Regions from separate parts of the Mus musculus genome. Here region 1 is linked to region 2. The links are chromatin contacts, found by Hi-C or POLR2A ChIA-PET in ENCODE. All regions are on one chromosome and are shown on one strand. Each heading gives the region's core, a stretch centred on a gene start or an enhancer-like site at or near the end of the contact. The rest is flanking DNA. Distances are from core to core; before and after follow the strand shown. Region 1 holds the start of Fam83e (family with sequence similarity 83, member E). Region 2 holds the start of Akt1s1 (AKT1 substrate 1 (proline-rich)).

Region 1 (6,005 bases), core at 1,469-3,968, 870 kb after region 2:
AGCGGAGCCACTACACGTTGCCGGGTTTGGGGACAAGCGTACGTCAGTCCTTCCCGGAACACTGCTCCTAGTGTGTTTGGTGTGTAGTAATCCTGTCCCTGCCTTGTATGTTGGGAAGACGTTTATGAAGAGCCTTGAAGGTGCAATGAAACCGCTGTTAGTATCAGTAACTACTTCAGGATGCTAACAGCTTGGAAAACGAGTGGGGGATAAAATTAACCCGAGCACTTGGTCTTTCTAGGGTTGATTTGAAGGACGTAGTGTAAGGCTTTGTCACAAACACGTCTCCACGTCTAGAATGTACTGTTGGCTTCTTTTTGACTGTTTTTCAGATTGGGAGCTAGTTTTGAGAACATAAATAAAAGCTAACATCTTTACAGGGATCTGAACTCTCATCCATACTGGGCCCAGAACCAGGGCCTTCACATGCTAAGCAAGAGCTGAGCTCTAAGGGACTCTGAGCCAGCAGCCGCTTGTCTTGTGCAGCTCAGTTTTTACACCGAGACAGTGTTTCAATGAGTTTCTGGACTCTGGGAGGAATGGTCCCAAGCCGAGACAAAAACATCACTTGTGTGTGTTAAGTGAACTTGTCAGGGGTGGGACATGTCTTCTTCCTCTAGTTTGAATCCTTTGAGGTTTGAATTGTCGACTAAGTAGCCTAAAAGTTACAGGTACGAACAGGTATAGATATCATCAAAGATATAGGGCAGTGGTTCTGACAATTGGCTCTATGGTGGTTCACCTCCCTCAGGGTGTTGACATTCGCCACAACAAGGACCGAAAGGTTCGGCGCAAGGAGCCCAAGAGCCAGGACATCTACCTGCGGCTGCTTGTCAAGGTAAGCCCGGGGTGCTACGCCATCTTACAGCTCCCAAAGTGAGTGGGGTGGGGAGAGGGGGGAGCCTGGACACAGTGCCCCAACCCCCCACATCACCAGGAGTTGAGCGGGATGGGAGAGCTGTGGAAGGGTCCTGGCTTGGGGGTGGCGCAGGCAGTCCCATGCTCAATCTTTTCCTTTCCCTTGCAGCTGTACAGGTTTCTGGCCAGACGGACCAACTCCACCTTCAATCAGGTTGTGCTGAAGAGGTTGTTCATGAGCCGAACCAACCGGCCACCTCTGTCCCTGTCCCGCATGGTTAGTAGTCAGCCAGAGGGCGCTTCACATGTTTGGGGGCGGTGGGGTAAGGCCAGCAGAGGATGCGGGCCTCTGTGCTTTGGTCTTTTTCTACCTGGGGATTTCTCTGACCTGGGTCACTTCTGGGGTTGGAAAGAAAGATTTCAACAATCAGTCATAGCTGGCAAGCTCTTGGGGCCCTGTCACTGGGGGGAGGTCGGCCTCAGCCAGTGGAGGTCTTGGCTGTTTGGTCTTCCCGGTGACAGCTTGGCACAGAAAGACTTAACATGCTTGCCCCCATCAGATCCGAAAGATGAAGCTTCCTGGCCGCGAGAACAAGACTGCCGTGGTTGTGGGGACGGTCACAGATGATGTGCGGATTCTGGAAGTTCCCAAGCTGAAGGTAAGTGACCAGCATGGGCCAAAGGGACATGTCTCCAGTCAATTAGGGGGCTTTGCTATGTGCCAGTGGCACCCTGCCATGGGAGCTGTAATCAAAGCTGCTCTTCGTTGTGTCCCCTCACCACTGCAGAATGATGCTTTGGAGTCTGTTTGCCCTGAAAGCATTGAGGATGCTTGCCATCCACTGGGGAGACTTTAGTGGCAGTTGTTTATCAGGGTCTGCTACCGGGGGTGGGCCGTGACAGTCCCCACAGCCTCTGGTGTGTGCCTTCTCAGGTGTGTGCACTGCGGGTGAGCAGCCGGGCCCGGAGTCGCATCCTCAAGGCTGGGGGTAAGATCCTCACCTTTGACCAGCTGGCCCTGGAGTCTCCCAAGGGCCGGGGCACTGTGCTCCTGTCTGGTCCTCGGAAGGGCCGAGAGGTGTACCGACATTTTGGCAAGGCCCCAGGAACCCCACACAGCCATACCAAGTGAGTATCAGAGCTTTGGCTTCAGGTAGTTGTTACCCATAGTGGCCACTAGGATGTCAAGTTCACTTGGGTGGGGGGTGGTCACAAATCTGGGCTAGCCAGGGCCTCTGCCACTTCTGAGGGGTGAGTGGTTATTGCGAAGGCTCTCAGAAGGTTTCCAGTATGACAGGAACAGGTCCTAGTGCCAATGAGCTGGACTTCTCTAACCTCCCTCCTTTCCCCACAGACCCTATGTCCGTTCCAAGGGCCGGAAGTTTGAGCGCGCCAGAGGCCGAAGGGCCAGCAGAGGCTACAAAAACTAACCCTGGATCTTAACTGTTAATAAAAAAAACATTGGATGATGATGGTCCTCTGTGTTCATTCATGAAGTTGGAAAGGGGCAGGGTGGGATGAGGGCCACTAGTGGTGACAGCATTTGATTGGAAGTCAGCACAGACCCATTTTTGGGGAAGGGGGTGGGGCCTGCTCTGGGACCTGCCCTGCACCTGGGCAGCCCCTGCCTGTGCCCGAGCCCCGCCTGCTGGGTGTTGTGTTCACCTGTTTCCTCCTAGGATTAGCTTTTCCCAAGACCTTGGTGTTGGGGGATGTGGGGCAAGGCGTGGGAACAGGTGAGGCCCTGCCTGGGCCAGTCTCTGAGCAAGATGCCTAGTAGTCCCTCCCCCTCTGTTTGCACAAGGGGCTGTGTCCTGACAATTGCTCCCCGTTGGGTGGAGAGCTGCTCAGGAGGAAGTCGGAAGCTCCTGAGCTGGCCCTCAGACCGGGCCGAAGCCTGGGGTCTGTAGGTGGGGGGCCTGGCCTTCTGGATCGCGTGGTGCCAGTTGGCTGGAACCTAATTCAGCTTCACAGGTCCATAGTTCCTGTCCAGGAAGTAGAGTACAGCTTGGAGACTAAGGTTGGCAAGAAACCCAGGCTAGGTTCTCAATCGATCGGAGGACAGTACTCATGGCTGCTAACATCTCGGACTGGTTTTGAGGCTCACAGCCAAGGTAGACTTCAGACTTCAATACCTTGAAGATCCTCACTGAAGGAGACTGGCAAGTGTCTGGGGAGGAGTTGGGGGAGGGGGCAGGGGATAGGTTCTTTCTGACCCTATGACAGGCAGAACTGGGAGAGAGATTAGCCTGTGGGAGCTGGGGTGGTGGGCAAGAAAGTTTACTCAGACTCAGAAACTGCCTCTCCTGCTGTCCTACTGAGATTAATCTCCATGCAATGAAAGGGAGGAAAGAGTGGGTCAGATACCATAGATAAGCCAAAGTGGCAGGCAGTCGAGCCATTGGTCACAAGCAGTAGGGTGACCAAGGACAGGCAAGCAGCCATTTAGCAGAAAATGCTTAGGCTGATGGCCAGACCTGTCAGGGCAGCCAGGTCATCCTGACAGGCCTGGAACAGCCAAGAACCACCTAAAGCTGCCGTAGCTCCAAGTCACAGGTGGTCCTGCGGTTTGGCAGAGGCAAAATGGGAGATGGCTGACTGGCAGGTAGTCAGCAGGCACATGTGATCAGATCCATGGTGTAAGGGTATGGAGAGTCTGTAGGGACTGAGTCGGGCACCTTCAGGGAGCTGTGTGGATGTTTACAGACCTACCCTGGGGGCTTTGGGTGGCCGCATAATATCACAGGACCCCAGATGGTCTATCTCCAAAAGCCATCTAGACCCTCCAGGACCTGGCCTCTGGAGGCCTTGTGTGGTTTGAATGGCAGCCTCCCAGCTGGCCGCGCTGGAAGGAGAGGAGTTGGGGGCTGGCGAGCCAGCCCTAACGAAGGCCAGCCCTGCCGTCTTGTACTCTGAGGGCCAGCGGCTGGCACTCGAAGCCCTGCTGAGCAGTGGCGAGGAGACTTTCTGGGCCTGTGTGCAGCAGGAGAGGTTGCCCCCCTTTCTGAGTGCAGATGAGGCTCAGGCCCTGGCTACGGCTGCTGAAGACTGGCTAGTACCTAGCCAGGAGCCTGGTGCAGCAGGCACGGGAACAGCCATCACCGATGGGGACGTGGGCAGCCTGACCTACTGGCCGAGGCAATCTGAGGAGCCGGCACCCCTGCTGCGGCTTGGCTGGCCTGAAGACACTGCCTGGAAGGGCATCACCCGGGCGCAACTCTACACCCAGCCACCAGGCGAGGGCCAACCACCCATTAAAGAGTTGGTACACCAGGAAATCCAGGCTGCTCGAAAGGTGGGTGTCCCCGCCTCCCCTCCCCTTGACCGGTACCTAGGCTTTTCCCCATACCCTCCTGGAATTTGCAAGGCTGTACACGTGCTCCTCTGGTCCTGGAGCCCAGGCTTTATCTTTTGCCCTTCAGACCTGGAGGCCTCTTACTCCCTGAGATTTGGTATCCACACTTCTGGAGCTAAGTGGTGACCATTTGTCAGTCAGCCCCTTTCACACCAAATCAGAGACACCTAGCTTCCTCCAGGAAAGCCCTGGGGGTAGTTACCCTGCCCTGTAGCCGCCCCGCTCCTGCCCCTCCGATGCCCTATTCCTTAGGTAGCAATCTTGGGATTTCCGTGGCTCCAGTGCCAGGTGGTCTGCACGGGTTAATATGTGCAGCTTTCCAAGAGTGGAGGTCATGGTGAAACAGGCTAGATGCAGCTGAAGCTCACTGTTCGCAGTGACCTGGGTGATGAGTCATGCCACCATAACTGTCTGCCTACAAGGCACACCTTAGTGGCCTAGGCTTCCTGGTCACCAGGACCCAGCCCTAACCTGGAGCTGTGGACCTTTGGCGTTCTCAAGGACAATCTGTGGGCAACAATCTGTGGGGTTAAAGATGAGTTTTCAGCAGCTGGAAACGGGTCTCCTAGAAGGGCAGCCTGGTTCCCTGCAGGGAAGAGTCAGGGTGGGTGTCTCCCTGCCACCCTGAGCATCCCATAGAAGCCAGGACTTGAAGCCTGTGTCTCTACAGCATCCTACCCCCAGTGCCACAGTCCCCCATCCTTTGTCTACCCCTTTCTCCCCTAGCTGGTGGCTGTAGTCATGGATGTCTTCACCGACCCTGACCTGCTCAGAGACATGGTGGATGCTGCTACCCGCCGATGGATTCCTGTCTACTTACTGCTTGACCACCAGCATCTGCCTGCCTTCCTGGCACTAGCCCAGCAGTTAGGGGTGAACCTGTGGACCACTGAGGTAGGAGCCAGGCCAGAGCCATCTAAATGTCCCTAATCCACAGAGGGGGACATTTCCACGGGTCTCTAGGTCACTGGGGTTCCCTGAGATCTGAAACACATGCCACTGGAGGGTGGGAGTTGGGGAGGGGGGTGTCCTGGATCCTTGATCCAGAACTAGTTATCCTCAGATCTAAGATTTGGTATCAGTGGCCCTGGGGATGCTGGGACAGTATCGATGGCATCACAGAATATGCCCTTTCCCAGAACCTGGATATCCGGACCGTGCAGGGCCACACCTTCCAGAGCCGCAGGCGACGGCAGGTGAGCGGCCATGTGCGGGAGAAGTTCGTGCTCCTGGACGGTGACAGGGTCATCTCGGGATCCTACAGGTGTGTCCCCTCATGACACCCTGTGCTCAGCCCTCCCTCTCGACATGATGGGGGAGGGGTTGCGATGGGGGAGCATCCTGGGTCTCTGGGCTCCGCACTCATCTCTACAATGGTTCCACACACTCATCCAGGAGAGGAGGTGTGTTCTGCCACAGAGAACACTTAGGGCTGTCTCTGCTGTTGGCCAGGTGAGTGGCCTTGTGAATCCCAACTTGGGAAGCTGAGGCTGGGCTCTGAGTGCCAGATAGCTGGATTCAGATCCTAACCCTGCCAGCTCCTAGCTGTGTGCCTTCAGGCAGCTTACTCCCCTTTCCTGTGCTGCCTGTCAGAATGAGATGATAGGGATCAGGCTATTGTGGGTTCCCATCCACTCTGCGTACTGAGCCTCATCCCTGCCTCCACCCAGCAGATAATCAGTGGTGTGTCCCTTACCCATTCTCAACATCATGACAATCCCAGAATCCTCCAGACACAGCCAAGTACCCAGGGTGAAGAGGTGCTGACCAGGAACCGCTATTCCGGAAGGGT
Region 2 (5,478 bases), core at 886-3,385:
GACCACCTGCAGTCACAAGACCAACAGTCAGTCCTGACTTCAATGAGAAAGGACAGGCTCAGGGCTGGAGAGATGGCCCAGCGGTTAAGAGCACTGACTGCTCTTCCAGAGGTCCTGAGTTCAGTTTCTAGCAACCACATGGTGGCTCACAACCATCTGTAATGGGCATCTAAAGCCCTATTCTGGTGTGTCTGAAGACAGTGACAGTGTACTCATATAAATATAATAAATAAATCTTTAAAAAAAATAACCCTTTATTAAAAAAAAGAAAGAAAAAATAACCCTTTATTAAAAAAAAGAAAGAAAAAAGAAAAGAACAGACTCACACCCCTGCTCTCAGCCCTTTCTGTGTTCTTGTCAAGATTCCTCTGTGTCCTTCTGACTTTTCACTGTAACTGAATAAAGAGCTTCAAGTGGTAGCCATTGTCATTGTAACTAGCTGTGAGTCTACAGGGGGCACTGATGATGGACAGACAGGGGATACTGTTGAGCAGGGCCAGACATAGGCTCAATGGGTAAGACAGATGGCCTAAGTTCAGTCCAGAGAACCCACAAGGAGAAATGAATGACCCCTCCGAGTAGAACACACACAAATAAGCAAATAAGTCATCTATGGCCAGAAAGATAGTGTAGTAGTTAGCAAGGCTTACTGTACAGTCCCAGAGACCAGAGTTCAGATCCCAGTCCCCACATACCATCCAAAGCTCCAGCATGTGTCTGCAGTGCTGTCTTCTGCATGCACTCACAGGTAGTGCACACACATGCTCACACATTCACACCCCCTCCACACCCCACACAATCTAAATCTTTGCGCTTAGTGAGAGGGTTCTGGACTTGCTGCCAAAACCGGCAACCTGGGTTCAACCCTGGAGCCCACTCGGTGGAAGGAGAGAACCTGCTACCACAGGTTATCCTCTGACCTCCACACACCCACACCGTGGCATGTGAATGCACACACACAATAAATAAATGTAATAAATAAACGTAAAGCAAACAGAGAGGAAAGAAAGCTGCCTCAGACCAAAACTAGGCCACACCCCTTGAGAAGTCTGAACCCAGCAGGGTCCCCTAAGGAGCCAAAAGGATATGGCATTAGGTCATTTCAGAAAGCAAACAGGCTCACAGGTTCCCGAGTACTCCCTGCCTTCCACTAGAGTGGGGAAGAGGAGCGAGTCGCCTACCTTCTTGAAGAGAATCTGGGTTGGGTCTCCAGCCTCCTCCACCGGAGCCCAGTGCAGAAAGACGTCGCTGTCCTGAGGGACATGGGGAGGACTTAGTAGAGTCACCCGAATGCCCCTCATCCCTCAATTCGAAGTTCCCACACATGTCACCTCCATCCCGGCCCACCTTTTCCACCACTCGTATGACGCCGGCGATGAGCGAGTCTGGATCCTGGTGTTTCCGGGCGCTGGTGTGCAGGTACACGCCTCCCTTTTCAAACACCACCTAGTGAAAGCCAAGGGTCTAAGGGAGGCGTTTTCCCCAGGGGCGGGGTCTAGAGCCCCTGACTGACAAGCGGAGATGGGGCGTGGCGAGTCTACAGTCCCGCCTCGCACCCCAGATGGGCGTGCGTTTTCCAGGGGGCGGGGCTAAGGGAGGCTCTCCCTAAGGACTGCGGAGAGTGACAACAGCATCGTAACTAGAAGCTGGTGCTTGCTAAGTTGACTCGGCCTAATCCCTGCACAGCAGAAGGTGGAAGCGGACCATCAGTGGGGGGCGTCTCCTGTAGATGAGCGAGGGAATGATTTCCAAAGTCTTACCCTGTAGCTGGATCCTTCCATTGCCGCCGCGGAGGTTCCACTGCCCCTATCTCCTCCTTTTCCGGGTCAACTTGGTGTCATATCCGGAAAAATAACGCTCCCTTCCAGGCTAGATAGTGGTAGCGTCCCCGAGGTTGTTAAGGCTGCAGTGGGTGAGACCATCTGTTTGAACAGGGTAGTAGAAACTCGAAGACATAGGTCACGAGGTGTAGAACGCAAAGTTGGCAAGGGTCAGCGGGACGGCGCAGGCGCACTGCGCCACTCTCGCCACGAAGTAAACAAGTAGGAGGACCCATGCTCGCAGCCCAACTCGTGATCGCTCGGGAACGCCTCCTTGGCCCTCTCCATATTTTATACTGGCATCGAAGCCAATACTGTGCCGTTTTTCTCGAGGACAAACCAGAGCGGCTTGGTGGAAGCCATGTTAATGCGGGGCACTACCATCTCTTTGCGGGGCACGACGGCGGGGTGCTGGAAAAGCGAAACGGAGAGAGGAAAAGGTGAGAGAAGCGGTATGGCACCAGAGGCGCTGAGGGGCTCGGGATAAAGGGTGAAGCCGTCAGTGCTCCTGGAAACGAAGCTGCCCCAAATTTCTGAGTCACCGTGGAAAGAGGACTGCACCACCATCTTGAAACTGGGCAAACCGAAGCAAGAAACGCTGCCATATTGAATCTTTGCCAGCTTTGTGTTAAAGGGAACGAGCGAGGGCCTAGAGGAGGGGGTCTAGTGTGGACGGAAGGAAGTGTCCATATGCTTTATAGGCATATGAAGCCATACTAACTGCCACGTCGGGACGGGAGCAGACGTTGAATACGAACGAGGGACGTCATGCCGCTTGCGTGTGAGCATGGGCATGCAGTCATGCCGCTTGCCTACGCTTGTGTGAGCATGGGCATGCGGTCATAGTTGTTGCGGGCAATTCGAAACAGTAGCAAAAGTCTTTTGCCGTATTTTCCATCCGTGGGCACCCTTGCTGTCGCTCTTGCCCACGGCTTGCCGACGGAGCTTCTAGTTGCTATTTTGATTTGAGGCATGCAGGATAAGGGAGGGGGAGTGTACACAATGGAGGAGGGGCAGCCACACGGAAATGACGCAAGAAGCCGCCATGCCTTTTGAGGGCGGCGACGGCGCCTGGCCGGCCATGCTGGCTACGGGCACGTGAGTGGAGGCGGCGTTGTGAGCTGGGGTTTGGGGAGGGTCTGGCCTTCCTGAGGTTGAGGGGCAGTGGGAGGGCGAGCCCCCGTGGGAAGGGTATGGACTGCATAGGTCAGGGGGGCAGTGATCGTCCTGCGACTCCTGGCCGACTGCTGAAAGAGCTCACGCTCAACCCCATGTGTCTGACTCGCGACGAAGTGTAGACGAGCTTCACTGCGGGGGTGCCGACGGGCTGGAACCCTCACGCTGGCGGTGAACCATGTCCATACGGCTGTGTGTGCTGGGGGTCGCGGGTGGGTGAGGGGGCGCCCCGGGCGGGACTTCCGGTCCCGATCCCCACCGGGGGCGGGATTTCCTGTTGTGTTCCTAGAGCAGGGGCCTCTCTGGGCTGCGGGCGTGGTGTAGCCCTGGTCGGCGGCCTCACTTCGGTGGTAGGATCCTTCTTGGACGTCCCGCACCGTGTCCCGTGCTGCGGCCGTTTTCTTTTCTATCTCTCTTCACAACTGTCCTGGGAGGCCTGCACCTTCCCGCTGGACAGCTCCCCCTTCCTGGTTTGCCCCAGAGTCTTGCCTCATAGGAGGCCATAGGCCTAGGAGGTTGGAGTAAGTTGCCCTCATTCCAGCCGCCTTCACAAGTCATTCACTCGGTGACACTGCTGCTGTGGCTGCCCCCGAGATCTCGTGCAAAGAGGCTGAGACTTGCCACTCTTTGCCCTCACGAAAGTGAGGACCGAAGCTGTGTCATCTTGGATCAGTCACTTTCTTGCCCTTAGCCATAATCCTAAACTTCCAGCCTCCTTTATTAGCTAGGAGAGGTGGAAGGTGTGTGTAGGAGTTGCTGGGCGCCTTTTAAAGCTGTAGGTAGGACTTTGAGGCCCAGCAGACAGTAGTGTCAAAGCACTGCAGCTTTCTCCCTCTCCATGGAAAGATGGGATGGGGGGATGCAGTCTAATGAGGTAGGCAGGGTGGAGCGCAGTATTGGCAGAGAAGGCTCTAGACACAGACTGCTCTTCTCAGTGGTCAGCTCTGCCAGTATAACAGTCAAGAGCCTGGATTCAGAGCTTCAGGCTGTAAAGTGGGGTGTCCATTGCTGATTCATGGAGGAAGTGAGGGGTTGCTTAGGAACGGTGATCATCTTCTGGTCCAACATATGAGTCGTTCCCACTTTGGTGAGTCAGGGGCAGCAGAACAGTGTGGAGTCTGTGCAGACTGGCTTTTTAAAGTGTGAGTGACAGGAGCTTGCAAACTGCATCCATATTTCTCTTCACTGTGGTCCTGGCGGGCTTAAGTTGCTCCAGTGATGGGGTGCTCACCACCTCTCAGTTCTCAGCTGCCTGGGAGCCAGTGAGTGGTCCAAGGTCACACTAAATCATGGTGGGACTCCAGATCCTTGTGCGTCAGTTCTGTCTGATGGGGAGACAGGCAGCAGAGTAGCTGTCACAAGCTCTCCAAGCACCACAGAGCCCTGCACGGCAGGGGCTGAGGAGATGTAGAAGCTGAAGCTGTGATTCTGGGCACAGAGCAGCTTGCATCTTCCTGTGCCCACCTTCAGTCCAGAGCTCATCTCTCTCCTGAAAGAATGATCCCAGAGAAGGCGGCATCTCCCTCACCTAGTGATTGGAAAGTTGGCAGTGACCTGAGAACCAGTTATGTGGGTGTGGGGTCCACCTGGTCCTGGTCACTCTAGAAGGCAGAGTTCCACTGCAGGGGGAGAGGACCTACTGGACCACGTGAAAGAGGAAGGCATAGCACTGGCCAGGCTGCTGTGCTGCAGAAGCCATGCAAGTCACCTGTGGTTTTTGTTTTGTTCTTTGAGACCAGATCTCTGTATCCCAGGCTAACTTCAAAGCCGTAAAAGTCTTACTTCAGTCTCTGAGTACCATGCTTTCAGGTGTGTGCCACCATACCTGGTTACACGTGTATTAACATGCTGCACACCATGGGAAAGGTGCACATGAAATTGGTGTAAGTCTTCAAAGACTTACGTTAGGCTGGGCATACAGTGCTTCCCATCTCCAGTTGCAGGGACTCCGGTAGTGGAGGGAAGTCGGTTGCAAAGGTTCGGTGCCAGCCGTATATTAAACCCTACGCAGTTCAGCTGGCGCTTGCAGGCACTTACTCACCAAGCTGGGGTTTGGTCCCCAGCAAACTAGGCGTGGTGGTGTGCATGTGTGACTTGAGCACTCAAGAACTGGATGCATGAGAATCGGGACTCCAAAGTTACCTTTATACACATAGTGAGTTTGGGTCCAACTTGAGTACTTGATCCTGGCTCCCAGAGTATTAAGAAACCAAACTAAATAACCACAAACCAACTTGACTCTAATGTTCATAGCCAAAACAGATGGAGACTCGAAGGCTTTGGGTAGTTCCTGTGTGGAACAGGATGGGGCCAGAAAGCAAGCTAGGACTGGGAAAGATCCCAGGGGAGACAGGTGTGGGAATTGGGGGAGCTCAGCTGGGACGGCCGCGTGCCGTGGAGGGGAGTTGCATTGCAGTAGTTGCCCCTCAGGATGAGGAGTGATGGTTGCGGCATCCTGAGCCCCTCTATCCTGCTCTGGCCC

Evidence for each region. Hi-C counts contacts between places; a loop is a spot of excess contacts on that map. ChIA-PET counts read pairs that join two places held with the same protein, here RNA polymerase II (POLR2A).
Region 1: a map of T-helper 17 cell shows a loop between it and region 2 (3-fold over the local background). The contact joins the promoter of Fam83e here to the promoter of Akt1s1 in region 2. A Hi-C loop is called at or near these places in 2 of 37 maps with a recorded cell type or tissue (T-helper 17 cell and heart). POLR2A ChIA-PET finds 5 or more read pairs at or near these places in 2 of 5 experiments (Patski and embryonic stem cell).

What each region holds. Positions count from the first base shown.
Region 1 is chr7:45,718,502-45,724,506 of GRCm38, forward strand. It overlaps Fam83e (family with sequence similarity 83, member E), which reads left to right and starts at 2,719. Exons shown (of 5, transcript NM_001033170.4): 1 at 2,719-4,153; 2 at 4,940-5,107; 3 at 5,353-5,477. The coding sequence starts at 3,680. Rpl18 (ribosomal protein L18) reads left to right here. Exons shown (of 6, transcript NM_009077.2): 2 at 752-838; 3 at 1,028-1,135; 4 at 1,419-1,517; 5 at 1,793-1,986; 6 at 2,213-2,334. The coding sequence ends at 2,288.
Region 2 is chr7:44,847,089-44,852,566 of GRCm38, forward strand. It overlaps Akt1s1 (AKT1 substrate 1 (proline-rich)), which reads left to right and starts at 2,136. Exons shown (of 5, transcript NM_026270.4): 1 at 2,136-2,260. It overlaps Tbc1d17 (TBC1 domain family, member 17), which reads right to left and starts at 1,991. Exons shown (of 17, transcript NM_001042655.1): 1 at 1,761-1,991; 2 at 1,348-1,446; 3 at 1,182-1,253. The coding sequence starts at 1,781. It overlaps Mir707 (microRNA 707), which reads left to right and starts at 2,611; the gene lies at 2,611-2,683.